2 separate regions of the Homo sapiens genome follow, and region 1 is linked to region 2. A link is an interaction called in ENCODE POLR2A ChIA-PET data of the cell type or tissue named here. Cell type or tissue: GM12878. All regions are shown on one strand. Links, peaks and the distances in the headings refer to the core of each region. The heading gives the core; the rest is flanking DNA.

Region 1 (5,373 bases), core at 133-5,132, 87 kb after region 2:
AGGCTCCTGGGAGAGTCAGGCACCTGTCCTCATGCTCATAAGCCTCTAAACTCCAAGGGACACAAGTTGCTTCCAAGAACCAGCTGATGCTTCCATCCAAGCATAGCACAAGTTTCCACAGCTCCTCCAGCCATGGGCTCCCCTATTGCATGCCACCCTAAATTTTATAGTGACTCTCTTGGGGTGCCCTTGCATCTGACCCAAAGGAGGAACACACTCTCCTTGACTATAGGTATTGAAAGGACAATCAATGGCATAGCCCTCTATGTCTAAAAGTTTCCTGCAAATAATCTTTTCCTCTGCTGAGCAACTCACCTCTTCTCAAAGCTAGAGGCAGTGGGTGATGAAGATGGATCCAGTTGGCTATTGTTAAATCCTGCAGGGATGTGTCTAGCACTAGTTTTTCAGAGACACTTCTCTGAGACAACAGAAAGTGCCATTGCTGTCCAGTTATCCAATTTGAAAGACCAGACACAAAAATGTTATCTGTGAGAAGCAGAATACAGGCGACTTTTATTTTATTCTTTTTGTGCATCTGTTATCTGATGGTGTGCCAAAATTGGGAATGCCTTACCTCTCTGACAGCAAAGTGCTTTGATTCCTTTGCTTCCAACGAAACAGAAACCACAGGACAGCAAGAGGCAGCCACCAGCTAGAGGAGTTCACCCCCCTTTCGGTCCCCTTTAAATTTCCAGGCTTGCCACTAAACAAGCTTGGCTCGGAAAGGGGCAGATAGAAAGCAGCCTCCGTCTTTGACACTGCCGCCTTTTCTCCCGGCTGTGTTAAATCTTTCTTCCCCACCTCAGTGAAATCTCAGGCAGGCTTCACAGCATTTCTGATCCCTAACAAAGAAGACAAAGTCTGGTCTCGTCCGATATCAAAACTCCAGACTTTTATCGCATTAAAAACTTTTGCTCCTCTAGCGCTTATCTCAATGAGGCCTTCGGCTGGGAAAGGAAGAGTGGTTACTTTTTCCTCTCCTTGTCCCCCACTCCTCCTCTGCATGGCAGACCCTCTGGCTCCAGAGGTCACCTGGGTCGAGGACCACCTCAGGCAGCCTTCCATCCCTTGGCGTTGCCAGAGCTCCCCATGTTGCGAGCCCAGATGCTGCCTCCTACGGAGTGAATGTTTGTGTCCCCTCAATCCACATGTTGAAATCTTAGCCCCTAATAGGATGTTGTTAGGAGTGGAGCTTTTGGGTGTGGCGTTAGTGATTGGGTCATGAGGATGGGGGCCCCATGAATGGGATAAGGGCCCTTATGAAAGAGGCCCCAGACAGCTCCCTCCTCTCTCTACCGTGTGAGGACAGTGAGAATGCAGTCAGCTGCAGCCTGAAAGGGAGCAGCTCAGAGCCCAGCCCCATGGGCGCCCAACCTCGGGCTCCAGCCTGCAGCCCCGCGAGGAGTAAATGTCTGCTGCCGCCAAGCCGCCGACCTTGCCTGGGCTTTGTCACAGCAGCCACTGACTCTTCCCTTCCATGGGGCTCCCAGCTTCTTGACATTCTCCCTAGGTGCCCTGGCAGCTTCAAGGCGGGACTGAGACTGTCTACAGGGTCACACCCTCCTTCCTCTGTCCCTGGCCCTCCGCCCCAGGCTGACTTCTAGGCCACCCCTCTGCAGGTGCCTTTTTTGAGCAGAATCTCATTCAAGGTGGCCCAGTCCGGCTTCTCTTTATTGGGCCCTCCCGGGGCCAGCAGGACAGCTGTGGTGGGAGTAAGGTCAGTGCTGAGGAGCCAGCAGCCCAGCAGTTGTCTCCCTCACCCCGCCGTCCCAGTCTCTCTCTTAAAGGCAGCTCAGGGGAGTCAGGTCGTTCACCACATGCCCTGAAGCTCGGGAAGAGGTGCTTGCCAATCTCAGAGTTGTCCCCCTGAGGCCCCTCACCTGGCGAAGGGGAGAAAGTGGCAGAGTGTGCCAGCAGCCCTCCCCTCCAGTCTCCCTCCCACAGTCAGGTCTCAGCCCCCCATTCTATGGCCTTTGCAAATCTAGCACCATGTCGCATTTCAGTATCCAAGCCAGTAGTTGTGCTTGGCTGTACTTGTAGAGCTTCCCAAACAGTGGCCTGAGTGCATCACCCAGATGAAGCCTGGAGGTAGAGTTCCACGCTGGCATGAGGCCATGCCCTGAGGGTCGCATTCTGCCTTTCCAAATGTCTGAGCCACTGTTGAGTCCTCAGGATGGTTGCAGAACTCTCGCTTTCCTCTTCGTATTTCAAGCAGAAAAACAGGGAAAGGCAAAGAGGAACAGGCTCCTGGGGTCAGCCTTCCTTCCTCTCCCTTATGTTTCAAGGTATCACAGGACCACATGAACTCCAAGGAAGACCAGGGAAGAAAGGAGAATGGTTGTCAGGAAAGGCAGGAGTCTCTACCACAGATAAGCGAGCATCTGCCCCCAGGATGTGGGCGCCAACACTGAGGCCTCGGACTTGGGGCCTCAGCCAAACTCCAGATGTCAGCAAAAGTCCCATTTTCACATCCTCTTTTCATACCATGCCAGATATTTCATGCAGTCCCCTCAGCCTGCTCTCTGAAAGATGGAATTCTTCAAAGATCTGAGCCCACGCAACTCACTTGGGTGAGTAAGAGACATCAGATATCTGAGGTTCTGCAACTGTAGCCAAGACTTCCTAAACCATCAAGGAGCTGAGGGGTGGACATCTTCCGGGAAAGGGGAATGGGGTTAGTGTGTTCTATTCATTTTTATGTTGGTTTTCTCTTGAGGCATAAAATGAGGACCCAAGCTAACATCTAATCAAAATATATTTTTTACCTTAGTTTGGATAGCAATAAAAAAAATTTTCCATAACGTTTATATACATCAAAGGAAAAGCAAACAAAATAAGATAAAGATAATTTAGATATAGTATAATTATAAAATGAGGAAATAAACTCTGCAAAAAGGAACTTTCAGCTCTGCCAGAAGCCATGAAGATCTCGACTGACCCTGTTTAGAATGTGGCTCTCACCCATTAATTCCACTCACTGCCCACGAGGAGGAAAGTGTCTTGGAATGAAGAAGATTGTCTCCGGGGACTGACTGTCTTTCTTTCTTTCCTTCTTTCTTTCTTTCTTCTTTCTTCCTTTCTTCCTTCCTTTTCATCCATTTAAAAAATCAAGCTTTATTTTGATTTCTAGGCACATATCTTTTATATTCCTGAAGTAAAAACACTTTTTTATACAAAATAATTTCCTTCAGTACAAGGATTCAATAAAGGCTTTATTTTTAAAGACTTCATGAACTTTAATATTCTTTTTATTTCATGGTAAAAACACTTAACATGAGATCTACCCTCTTAAATTTTTAAGTGTACAATACAGTATTGTTAACTATAGGTACAGTGTTGTACAGCAGAGTTCTGGAACCAGAGACTTTGGCAATAGCTGTTTTTCTCCTTATTTTCTCATAATGATAATGCGCTCCTTGTGCATTTACACATTTTTAAAGAAACTGGTTCCTAAGGATTTTATTATTAAATGCTTGCAGTCGAGCTGGGATGGGAGCACCCGTCAGTCTCCTCTCCAGGGAAAAATGGGGCCTCAATGGGGAGAAGTAACCAGCCCAGAAAAAAATCAATAGGGTATGAACAACAAAAGATAATAAATCCAGACTAAAGGAGGAAAGAAATAACTCCTGTAGCTATCCTCAGTGAGGAATATCACCAAATCTTTGTATAGCCAGGAATTTACCAATTCCCTCAAAGTATGAAAAAAAAAAAAATCCCTGAGGAGTGTCTCTGCCCTGCCGCCACCCCGTCTGGGAGGTGAGGAGCGTCTCTGACCGGCCGCCCCATCTGAGAAGTGAGGAGCCCCTCCGCCCGGCAGCCGCCCCGTCTGGGAAGTGAGGAGCCCATCCGCCCGGCAGCCGCCCCATCTGGGAAGTGAGGAGCGTCTCCGCCCGGCCAGCCGCCCCGTCCGGGAGGTGGGGGGCAGCCCCCGCCCGGCCGCCGCCCCGTCTGGGAGGTGGGGGGCGCCTCTGCCCGGCTGCCCCGTCTGGGAAGTGAGGAGCCCCTCTGCCCGGCCGCCACCCACTCTGGGAGGTGTACCCAACAGCTCATTGAGAATGGGCCATGATGACGATGGCAGTTTTGTCGAATAGAAAAGGGAGAAATGTGGGGAAAAGAAAGAGAGATCAGATTGTTACTGTGTATGTGTGGAAAGAAGTAGACATAGGAGACTCCATTTCGTTCTGTACTAAGAAAAATTCTTCTGCCTTGGGATGCTGTTGGTCTATAACCTTGCCCCCAACCCCGTGCTCTCTGAAACATGTGCTGTGTCCACTAAGGGATAAATGGATTAAGGGCGGTGCAAGATGTGCTTTGTTAAACAGATACTTGAAGGCAGCATACTCCTTAAGAGTCATCACCACTCCCTAATCTCAAGTACCCAGGGACACAAACACTGCCGAAGGCGGCAGGGCCCTCTGCCTAGGAAAACCAGAGACCTTTGTTCACATTTTTATCTGCTGACCTTCCCTCCACTATTGTCCTATGACCCTGCCAAATCTCCCTCTCCGAGAAACACCCAAGAATGATCAATAAATACAAAAAAAATTAAAAAAAAAAAAAGAAAGAAAGAAAGAAATAAGGCTAGGGATAACTAAAAAGAAAGATAGCACCCAGAGGGTTTTTCAAAATGTGTTTGAAGCTGGGACGAATAGATTGCGGTAGGCAGGGTAGCTTTCAATTTCGATAACTAGGAGACTGTACACATTTATAATTGCTCTAAAGAAATGACACTTTCCTTTGGTCTTCAAGTTTCCAAGCCTTATATTCAAAAGAAGGTAATACCTAAAATCAGCAAATGATCCTCTGTTTTGTAGATGAGCAGCAAAGATGTAAGAATTGTTTTCTCCTATATCCTAAGAGTTGCTTTGCTTAATATATGAAAGAGACACTCTGAAAGATTATTTGCTTAAAATATGGAAGAGACAACCTGACAATGCCTACATGAAGGAGGAAAAGGAGAGAAGTTTCTATTTATTGAGTGCCTAGTATGTACTAATCAATATTGCTAATATTTATTGCACATTTAATATTTGCTGGTCAATGTGTGTTTTCACTTATTTATCTTCGCAAGAAGCTTATAAGGTAGGTGCTATTATAATCATCATTTCGTGATGAGAAAAGGATCTTAGGCAAGTAAACTATCTTCACAGGAATATAACCAGGATTTGGTCCCATGGAGTATAACTCTAGAACTCCTGTGCTTAAAGACAAATGCCACCATTATACCACTGGATCCTCTTAACAACTGTTGGAATACACAGGCATTAACCCCATCACACCAATGAAGAAAGTAAAACCTAGAAAGGCTGAATAATAATTTGCTCTAGGTCATGCAGCTACCAGGTCACAGAGCCAAAGTGGAATTCTAGGTCT
Region 2 (5,373 bases), core at 117-5,116:
CTCACAGCCACCACCGGGATGAGCCATCCTCACCTTGCCTAGACTCTCAGCCTTCTGACTGGTCTCCATTTCCATGCTGCCTCCTCCACCTTCAGTCTGGTCTCACGGCATCAGTCTGAGGTGGATCTCCTCACTCCTCTGTGCAAACCCTCAGACAACTCCCGCGACTGACATTGTTTCCACCCCTCCCTGCCTGCGTTCTAACCACACTGGTCTCCCTGCTGTTCCTGGAAAAAGGCAAAGGTACTCCTCCCTCTCCTCCGCTCCACCCCTTCCTCCTGGCTTCTGCTCAAGTCACTTTTTTTGGTGAGGATTTCCCCGAGCCCACCCACCATCACTCTGCATCCTCCTTACTCTTTGTTTCACAGGACTTACCGCCAGCCGCTATTTATTTGTTTCCCACCTCTTCTCAGATAGATGGAAGGCTTCGTTGGTAAGGACTTACTTTTCTGGACTACGCTATCTCCAGCACCTGTGACAATGCCTGGCACACCTCGGATGCTCTATGCGCATTTATTGAATGAATTATTTCATGTATGATAATTATCTCATAAGACCCGACAGAATAAACTGAGAACTTACAGGGTTGCAATTGAACATTTTTTTAATTAAAAAGGAAAACATATGCATGTCTAGAAATAAATGCTTTAAAGGAAAACAAACACCATGAAGATCATAAAAGAATGAATATAACATACTCATGAATAGAGCAAGCTAACAAGGTGGATGTCAGTTTGTTCTAACTTAATCTATACATTTTTATCCTAATCAATCTAGTTGGATTCCTTTGAAGGAATTAGACAAACTCACTTCAAAATTTATACAGAAGAAAAGAACTATAAATCACTGTCAAGTCTGAAAAAGTAAAGCGAAAAGGGGTTAGAGTGGCTGTGAGGAGTTGGCCTAGTAGATACCAACATGCATTGAAATGTAACAAACAGAAGTAGAGAGTGAATGAAGGGACAGACCGGGGCACAGCCTGGAGAGCTCAGGAACAGACCCCTGGGCACACAAATGCCTGAAACATACACAGATGAGCCCTCGAATCAATAGGGAAGATGCTTTGTTTAATAGCACTGGACCTGGCAGTGACCTGGAAAAAGATAAGTTCAGGTCCTTATGTAACATTATCTATAAGGATGGACTCCCAGGCAACATCCAGGGAAAACTGTAAGGATATTTAAAAATAGAGGGGATCTGTGCAACCTGGAAGAGACCAAGGACTTTCATGGTTGTGTTTGGGGCTTCTAAAGCAAAGCAAGAAGGAAGAAAGGAAGGAAAATAAGGGGAAAAAAAGGAGGACTTACTACAAAGTCATATATATATATATATATATATATATATATATATATATATATAATTTTTTTTTTTTTGAGATGGAGTCTCTCTCTGTCACCCAGGCTGGAGTGCAGTGGCGCAATCTCAGCTCACTGCAAGCTCCACCTCCCAGGTTCACGCCATTCTCCTGCCTCAGCCTCCCGAGTAGCTGGGACTACAGGTGCCCGCCACCGCGCCTGGCTAATTTTTTTTTTTTAGTAGAGACGGGGTTTCACCGTGGTCTCGATCTCTTGACCTCACGATCCATCTGCCTCGGCCTCCCAAAGTGCTGGGATTACAGGCGTGAGCCACCGCACCCGGCCATATATATTTTTAAATAAATATATTAACAGTAACCTGTATTATATATCATATATAATAATATAGAATTAAAATACAAAGATAAAACTTATATATATACATATAATTTTTTAAAATTGAGAAATAGCAGCAACCAGTGGTCCTCAAACTTGAGCGTGCATCAGAATCATCTGGTGGACTTAAAACAGGTTGTCGGCCCAACATCTGGAATTTGTGAATCAGAATCTAGGGTGGGGCTGGAGAATGTGCATTTCACACAAGTTCCCAGGCGATGCTGATGCTGGGTTTGGTGGCACTTGGAGAACGCTCGGCAAAGGTCATATTTGTTGACAGACACCGAGGAGACATTTGCATGGCCTAAGAATGAAAATGGATATCCAGAATTTACAATCCTGAAAATGACTGAAAGATATTCTATATAATTTACAGACAGAGGAGGCCAAAGGGCTGACAGGAAGTCAAACCAGAACAATAGCTTGCTTGCCACTTTGTGCCTATCCACATGGAGACAGTCAAAGTGGGCTTCCAGCAAGAGGCCACGCTGTGTGGGGGCAGCTCAGGCACTGCCGAGGTAGGAAGTGGAAGAAGCTGTTCTGGAGAGGGACCTGCTGGCTGTCCCAAATAAAATCAAGCATCATCTTCCCATGACTCAGAAAAATGTTCACACAAGCCCTAAAAGGTGGTGTGGGGATTTTCCCCGGGGCTCTCCGTGGAGTATTTATAGCAGGGAATCGAAGGCAGCCAACATCAGCAGGCAGGGGGGATGATGTCCTTGAGAGCAGTTGGAACCACAAACAGAATGTACATACAGCACAGTGCATCGATCTGAAATATCGTGCCTGCCGATAAAGAGCAAAGCAACAGTTTTTATAGCACGTCATTTATGTAATTTAAAAACATATGCATGCAAAGCTCATTTCACAAGGTTGCATGCATGCATATTTGGGGACTTAATAGCAAATCTACTAGAGTGCTGGCCCAGAACAAGGGCTGGGGAGGACAAAAGGTGCTGGTATGAGGGTTAGAGGGCAAAACGAAAAAAAAAGGTAGAAAAATACCAAATAGAGCAGCCCTGCATCTGCTCTGTGTTAAGGATAGTGAACTTACATCTGAGACGCTTCTAAAAACAAAGTCCACAGCTGGCTGGGCTCCACCAGACATGTTTCTGATTGGTGGGTGGGTCTGGAGGGCTGCTTAGCACTCAAAGAGGCAGTGGCAGGCCCTGCAGGGTGACAGGGAGGAGAAGCGGGGGCAGCCAGGGTCCAGCTGAGAATCCTCAGTGGGGAAGGGGCAGGGGGCAGAGCTCTGAGCTGCAGCGGGCAAAGGCGCCCAGATACTGCACCTGGAGGTCCATTCTGAGGGAGGGGCTTTGCACTTCTTCAAGTAGGGAGCTCCTCTGGATGCTCCTCCACCAACTGCAGCCCTGGCTGGAGTCTGGCATCCCACCTGGGGACAGTGGCTGGAGGTAGCCTTGCCCACAATGGGAGGAGCTGAAAAGTAGATGAGTGGGAATCTTGCAGTGGGGGTGTTGGGGGTAGTTGGTGGGGGAGGAAATAGGCTGGAAGCCAAGACAGCCAGGTACTGACTTCCCATGAAGGGGTCAAAGCTGGAGGCCCCTTCGATACAGCCACACCGAAGGCACCAAAGCAGCTGGAGTGGGATACCCCATCCAGAGATACCCGCCATAGAGCACCCATGGGTAAGCCCACGGGACTAGGTAAGCTTGTCAGGGGAACCCATGCAGGAGTGGACGACACAGCTGTCTGCAAGCCCGGCCAGGTGGCCGGGTCAGTTAGAAATTTGTTTCCCACACAGGCACAGAGGCCCCCGGCAGAGCCCACATCCACCCTGGAGGCCGAGGCAGCTGTGAGTATGTGGATTTCCTCCCAGGGCTGGGAAGCATGGGAGAGGTTTTTCTGCATGGCTAGTTCCCAGGAGGTGGCTGTCCCCATTGTTGAAGGGATCTTCTCTCCCCAAGCCTGGTGACACATGTTGGGCTTGCTCTCCTGGCTCCCCGACTGTGGAGCAGACAGTGGTTAGAAGAGAAAAAAAAGAGGTTCAGGAAGGGGTGAGGCCACCCCAGAGTGTCCAGGAGGGTCAAGACACCACCCTCTGTAGCTCATGGTGATAGAGAGGGCTGGGGGGCATGCAGTCTTTTTTTGAAGCAATGTCTTGGGTCAAATTAAGAGTCATTCCTTCCCATCCCCATGAGTCCCCAGTCCCCACCCCAATGTGGTGCACAAGCACCCCAGAGGACTGATGGCAAAGCTGTGTGGGGGGCTGAGGTGGTGTTAGGAAGAAAAGGAAGCAAAATCCCAAAACAGCTGTATCTCCTTGCTGGAGCCACAAACAAAGAAAACTGGTGGCAAGGGGCTCCTCTTGGAGAGTGAGAAGGAACCCCCATGGAGGGAGACTCGACCTACCTCCCGGGCAGGGTGGCCCCCACGAGACCTGCCTCAGAGCATCAGTGAGTGGGCAGGTCTGTTTCGGAAGTGCACTCTGGTTGCAGTGGGGTGAGGGTAGAGACCAGCAAAGTCAGGGGCTGGACAGGAGTCAGGGGAGAGGTGATGGTACTTAGAACCCAGGGAAGCAGTGGGAGGGAGGGGAGCAGGTAGGCTTTGGGAACATTTAGAGCATCCTTCCTGACCAGATGTTGGAAGTGAAGAGAAGAAACAGCTCAGAACAGTGCCAGGTGCGACGGACACATGAATGTACCAGGGCACTAGCAAGGCATGGGTTTGGGGGAAGACAGTCTGGGTGAAACCGGCCACATCTGAGTCTGTGTCCCTCAACACCTCCTGAGGCAGCTGATCGCATTAGAGGCCCGGATCCTTCCCCTCGATGTAAGCTGCCCCCATGTCACGTGACCCACTCAGGCTCTGGGTGAAGGGGGTGTTAGTAATGAGTGCCTCTGCGACTGCCATGAGAACATGCCAGGTCAGCTTGCCAGAGTAGGAGAAACATATGCACAGAGCTGAGGCACCCCAGGCCTCCAGGGGCAGCCCACAGCACTCGACCTGCCGATGTGAGCGAGCCCAGGACGGGTGGGCTCAGTCTCCTAAGCCTCGAAGTGCTGGGCAACTTCTCCGGGTGATTCTAATCTTGCTACTGCTGAGGCGCACTAGCCCAAAATGGCCTGCAGCTGCCTGCTGACACCTGCCTGACCCCAGCTGAGAGCCAGACCACACTTACGACTGGTCCTGGTCAGAAGCCGCAGGTATGTGGGCTGATAGGCGTTTACTGTATGCTCTGAGGGTGTTTTGTTGTTGTTATGCAGTGTGATTTTGCAGTAGATGACTGATACACTTTCCAAAATGCCTGCTTCCTAAGAGTAGACAGAGTCTAAGGCTAAAGGAAGAAAAAGTCTGAAGGAATAAAGAAATGGGGTGCTCCGGCCTGTCCCCTTCCTTCCTTCCAGGACACGTTCTGAGGGGTAGGCCAGAAGGACAGGCTTGAGGGGAGAGAGGAGCTGGGCTCATTTCTGCCCCCTTGCTGACCAGAGCAGTGACTGTGAAGACAGATGTGGGAGGGGTGCAGACGGCCATCCCCTCACCCCAGGGGAAGAAGCAGTCAGCTGCCCTCCCAAGTAGCTGAGGGGGCCCTGAGGTGCAGTGACTGGCATGAGGTTAGCGTGTGGACAGGATCCAGGTGTAAATGCAGGTATTCGGATGCTTCCCTGGATGCCAGAAGCCACAGAGACTGGAGAGGGAGAGCAGGGGGTGCAGCCCCACCATA

Evidence for each region. Peaks named below come from ENCODE experiments on the same cell type or tissue, not always from the same donor. Only the 100,000 strongest peaks of a DNase experiment are listed, where the experiment ranks them.
Region 1: POLR2A ChIA-PET joins it to region 2 with 11 read pairs; 1 of 35 experiments calls an interaction of 5 or more read pairs at or near these places.

The regions. Positions count from the first base shown.
Region 1 is chr3:127,305,163-127,310,535 of GRCh38, forward strand. No RefSeq gene overlaps it. Among named protein-coding and RNA genes, the nearest start is that of PRR20G, 20 kb to the left of the region's middle. RefSeq lists an enhancer at 2,429-2,478. In GM12878, for the core only: no CTCF peak of the experiment used is centred there; a DNase peak (open chromatin) is centred at 2,509.
Region 2 is chr3:127,218,357-127,223,729 of GRCh38, forward strand. It overlaps the pseudogene PRR23E2P. Among named protein-coding and RNA genes, the nearest start is that of PRR23E, 28 kb to the left of the region's middle. RefSeq lists enhancers at 2,075-2,254, 2,275-2,464. In GM12878, for the core only: no CTCF peak of the experiment used is centred there; a DNase peak (open chromatin) is centred at 2,315; H3K27ac peaks cover 769 bases.